Regions from separate parts of the Homo sapiens genome. Here region 2 is linked to region 1. Evidence: read pairs that join two places in POLR2A ChIA-PET (ENCODE). Cell type or tissue: Panc1. All regions are shown on one strand.

Region 1 (2,500 bases):
GTGCGGTGGTTGTGGAGTACGAGACCAAGGCTGGCCGCATCAACAAGGGCGTGGCCACCAACTGGCTGCGGGCCAAGGAGCCTGCCGGGGAGAACGGCGGCCGTGCGCTGGTGCCCATGTTCGTGCGCAAGTCCCAGTTCCGCCTGCCCTTCAAGGCCACCACGCCTGTCATCATGGTGGGCCCCGGCACCGGGGTGGCACCCTTCATAGGCTTCATCCAGGAGCGGGCCTGGCTGCGACAGCAGGGTGAGTGGGGTCCCATGGGGGAGAGGGGGTGACGACTGGGAGCCCCGCGCTCACCCCGGCCCCTGCCACGCAGGCAAGGAGGTGGGGGAGACGCTGCTGTACTACGGCTGCCGCCGCTCGGATGAGGACTACCTGTACCGGGAGGAGCTGGCGCAGTTCCACAGGGACGGTGCGCTCACCCAGCTCAACGTGGCCTTCTCCCGGGAGCAGTCCCACAAGGTGAGACGGGCGGGCACCCACGAAGGTGGGCATGAGGCTGGCAGGGCCACAGCCACAGTGCCCCCCTCACAGCACCACCCTTGGCCCCAGGTCTACGTCCAGCACCTGCTAAAGCAAGACCGAGAGCACCTGTGGAAGTTGATCGAAGGCGGTGCCCACATCTACGTCTGTGGGTGAGTGAGTGGGGTCACTGGAATAGGGGGCAGGGAGGACAAGGCCCTGCCTGCCACAGTTGGCCCAGCCCCCAGCACCCCCTCTTCCTGCCCAGGGATGCACGGAACATGGCCAGGGATGTGCAGAACACCTTCTACGACATCGTGGCTGAGCTCGGGGCCATGGAGCACGCGCAGGCGGTGGACTACATCAAGAAACTGATGACCAAGGGCCGCTACTCCCTGGACGTGTGGAGCTAGGGGCCTGCCTGCCCCACCCACCCCACAGACTCCGGCCTGTAATCAGCTCTCCTGGCTCCCTCCCGTAGTCTCCTGGGTGTGTTTGGCTTGGCCTTGGCATGGGCGCAGGCCCAGTGACAAAGACTCCTCTGGGCCTGGGGTGCATCCTCCTCAGCCCCCAGGCCAGGTGAGGTCCACCGGCCCCTGGCAGCACAGCCCAGGGCCTGCATGGGGGCACCGGGCTCCATGCCTCTGGAGGCCTCTGGCCCTCGGTGGCTGCACAGAAGGGCTCTTTCTCTCTGCTGAGCTGGGCCCAGCCCCTCCACGTGATTTCCAGTGAGTGTAAATAATTTTAAATAACCTCTGGCCCTTGGAATAAAGTTCTGTTTTCTGTATTTGCCTGGTATTGTGTGAGTAGATCTGGGACCTCCACCTGCATCAACTTAACTAACTCAGACCCCAGGAACCCATGTGGTGGGGCCACCCAGCCCTCCCCTCCCCCAGGAGAACACACACGCTCAGGCCACCTCTGGGCCTCTCTTTATTGAGGGCACTGGGCCCAGGTCTTCCTTCAGGGCCCACAGCGCCCATAAAACCCAAGGGAGAATAGAAGAGACCCCCTGATACACGCACACTCGAGGGGCGCCTCCCATCCCCTCCCACAACACACAGGACAGAAGCCCCTCTGGGCCGGCAGGGGAAGGCCCAGCCTCAATCCTTCTTGCTCCCGTGCCGCTGACTGTGAAACTTGTGGTGCACAACCCTCAGGGTGGTGAAGAAATTGCCGAGGAAAAGGAGGAGGAAGGGAAAGCCGCACATAAGCACCTGCCGGAGGAATAGGGTGAGGGCTGGACATGGGCCTGGCCCCCCATCCATCCTGTCCAGGGACCCCGGCTCACCTGCCACTCCTTGCACTGAGGGTCCTGGGCCAGGTTGAACAACGTCAGCGCGTTAAAAAGCTGCCAGAACTAAGCAGGGAGGAGGCATTTTACTCAGAAGACCCAGTCCCTGCTGGAGCCCGAAACCGGCGCAGAGGACGGACAGACAGACAGGCAGGGACACAGAGGCACGACTTACGTGTCCAAAGAAAAGAAAAGGCAGCAGGAAGGTGAGGCCCCGCCACATCCAGGACTGGAAGCCCTCTGCGGGGAGGAAGGTCAGGGCACAGGACGGCCAGGGACAGAGGGGACGCTACCACTCAGACCCGGGATGGGAGGAAAGGGGAATGTCCAGATGCCAGGGCCACTCCCGACTCACCCACAGTGAGGTCCATGGTGTGCCGCTCGCCCAGCGCCCGCAGGCGGTAGAGGCAGCCGCTCTGGTAGTAGTACTGGAGAAACTGCACGAAGCCTGGGCCGGGCGGAGGACAGAGGAGCAGGGCTGAGCCCCGGGAGGGGTTCCCTGCCCCTGCCCCCCACCACGGGTGCCTCCAGGGCTCAGCACAGACATCTGGGACACTCACTCTGGTACATGGAAAAGGAGAGGAATTGGTTCCGGAATTTCTGGTACATGAGACCGTCGGGCCTAAGGTAAAAAGTGGAGGGCAGTGTGGGGACCCTTGGGGATGCCGTGTATCCCCTCCTTGTCCCAGCTCCTGCCCCTGCCGGGGCCCAGCCACTCACCACGTCAGCATGACTCCCGAC
Region 2 (2,500 bases), 400 kb before region 1:
GCATGATCTCAGCTCACTGCAACCTCAGCCCCTTGGGTTCAAGCGATTCTCCTGCCTCAGCCTCCTGAGTAGCTGGGATTAACAGGCACGCACCACCATGCCCGGCTAATTTTTTTGTATTTTTAGTGGAGATGGGGTTTCACCATGTTGCCCAGGCTGGTCTTGAACTCCTGACCTCAGGTGATCCACCCGCCTCGGCCTCCCAGAGTGCTGGGATTACAAGCGTGAGCCACCGCGCCTGGCCAAAAAAAATTTTTTTTAAGAGACAGGGTCTCACTGTGTTGCCCAGGCTGGTCTCACCTCAAGCCTTGGCCTCCCCAAATGCTGGGATTGCAGGTGTGAGCCACTCTGCCCAGCCTCCTTCCCCACTCTTGTATCGCTAATTGCTAAAAACTGGAAAAGTCCTTTGCTCCTCCACACTTGGACAATACCAGCTTCCCCTTTTTCTCTGCTTTCTAAAACCAGGAAAAACAAGACAGCAGTGAGCTCGAGAGCCTCTGGAAGCAAAGCCAGCTGCATCCTCTTCGACCCCAGTTCTCCAAGCCCACGTGACCATTCCCTTCTGCCCTTCCATGCTATTAAAAGCTAGGGGACTGGCTATTGGCACCAGCTGCTTCTGATGCCACTGAACTCTGCTGTCTTCCTATATACAAGGCAAAGGGACCCCTTTGGCCTCTATCAGCCCCGCAGCCCCACTGCCCCAGCTCCCATCCCAGTCCTCTTCCTCCTTAACCTTCTTCCCAGTCTTGCTTTCTCTACACCCTCCTTTCTTTCCTTTTCCACCTAAAATCCTACCCTAGGCCCTTCCTCCTCCCACTTTCCATTTAACACTTTTTTTTTTTTTTTTGAGACAGAGTCTTGCTCTGTCACCCAGGCTGGAGTGCAGTGGCGCCATCTCGGCTCACTGCAACCTCCGCCTCCTGGGTTCAAGCCATTCTCAAGCCTCAGCCTCCTGAGTAGCTGGGATTACAGGTGCGTGTCACCACGCCCAGCTAATTTTTGTGTTTTTAGTAGAGATGGGGGTTTCACTATGTTGGTCAGGCTGGTCTCCAACTCCTGGCCTCAAGTGATCCTCCTGCCTTGGCCTTCCATTGTGTGGAGATTAGAGGTGTGAGCCACCACATCCAGCTCAATTTAACACTTTCAATCTCTACTCCCAAAACGTCTTTTTTTTTTTTTTTTTGAGATTGAGTCTTGCTCTGTCGCCCAGTCTGGAGTGCAGAGGCAGCATCTCGGCTCGCTGCAACCTCCGCCTCCCAGGTTCAAGCGATTCTCCTGCCTCAGCCTCCCGAGTAGCTGGGACTACAGACGTGAGCTAATTTCTTTTTGTATTTTTAGTAGAGACGGAGTTTTGCCATGTTGGCCAGGCTGGTCTTGAACTCCAGACCTCAGACGATCCGCCCGCCTTGGCCTCCTGAAATGCTGGGATGACAGGCGTGAGCCACTGCGCCCAACCCCAAAACATCTTAAATCCAGTTCTCACCTTTCCCCGCCTCCTCATGACACCTTTACCAGAGCCCGGTCCTCCCTCCAATCACACGCTACAAGCCCCCTCCCCTCCACACTCTCAGCCTCTCCCTCCTGCTTCTTCGCCTTGCAATCCAGCCCAAGGGCAGCCCGACTCCCCGCCTCAGCCTCTGACACCCTGGCCTGGCCCAGCCTCAGTTCTGGTTTACGTTGCCTCCTATGTGCCCACCCCTCTGCCTGATCCCCGTTGTCTCCCACAGTTGCCAGACCCCTGTACACCCCGCAGCTGCTCGCCTCCCCCACCTCACACTATCCATTGTGTCACCTTCTTCTCTCTTTTTTCTGTGAAACAGGGCCTCACTCTGTTGCCCAGGCGGGAGGGCAGTGATGCGATCATAGCTCACTGCATCCTTGACTTCCCAGGCTCAAGGTATCCTCCCACCTCAGCCTCCCGAGTAGCTGGGACTACAGTTGCACACTACCACGCCCGGCTAATTTTTAAATTTTTTTGTAGAGACAGGATCTTGCTATGGCCCAGGCTGGTCTCAAACTCCTGGTCTTAAGCGATCCTCCAGCCTCGACCTCCCATAATGCTCAGATTACAGGCATGAGCCACTGTGCCCAGCCAGGAATTGTTTTTATTAACAGTAAAATCAATGCTTCTGTAACATTTTCATAAGGCAATATAGTGCCTAGGGTTACTCTTTCTTTTTTTTGTTTTTTTTTTTGAGACAGAGTCTCATTTTGTCTCCCAGGCTGGAGTGCAGTGGCATGGTTTTGGCTCACTGCAACCTCTGCCTCCTGGTCTCAGGTTCAAGCGATTCTCCTGCCTCAGCCTCCCGAGTAGCTGGGACTACAGGCATGCATCACCACCATGGGTAATTTTTGTAATTTTAGTAGAGACGGGGTTTTGCCATGTTGTCCAGGCCAGTCTTGAACCCCTGACCTCGGGTGATCCATCCGCCTGGGCCTCCGAAAGAGCTAGGATTATAGGTGTGAGCCACCGTGCCTGGCCAGGTTTCTTTCTAGCTGC

What was found. Peaks named below come from ENCODE experiments on the same cell type or tissue, not always from the same donor. Only the 100,000 strongest peaks of a DNase experiment are listed, where the experiment ranks them.
Region 2: POLR2A ChIA-PET joins it to region 1 with 7 read pairs; 2 of 35 experiments call an interaction of 5 or more read pairs at or near these places.

The regions. Positions count from the first base shown.
Region 1 is chr7:75,985,604-75,988,103 of GRCh38, forward strand. POR (cytochrome p450 oxidoreductase) reads left to right here. Exons shown (of 16, transcript NM_001395413.1): 13 at 1-246; 14 at 320-465; 15 at 556-638; 16 at 734-1,252. The coding sequence ends at 878. It overlaps TMEM120A (transmembrane protein 120A), which reads right to left. Exons shown (of 12, transcript NM_031925.3): 7 at 2,480-2,500; 8 at 2,320-2,381; 9 at 2,115-2,207; 10 at 1,935-1,999; 11 at 1,757-1,825; 12 at 1,228-1,682. The coding sequence ends at 1,569. Among named protein-coding and RNA genes, the nearest start is that of TMEM120A, 7.7 kb to the right of the region's middle. In Panc1, no CTCF peak of the experiment used is centred here; no DNase peak of the experiment used is centred here; H3K27ac peaks cover 141 bases.
Region 2 is chr7:75,584,020-75,586,519 of GRCh38, forward strand. All of the region lies in intron 5 of HIP1 (huntingtin interacting protein 1), which reads right to left. Among named protein-coding and RNA genes, the nearest start is that of SPDYE5, 93 kb to the left of the region's middle. In Panc1, no CTCF peak of the experiment used is centred here; no DNase peak of the experiment used is centred here.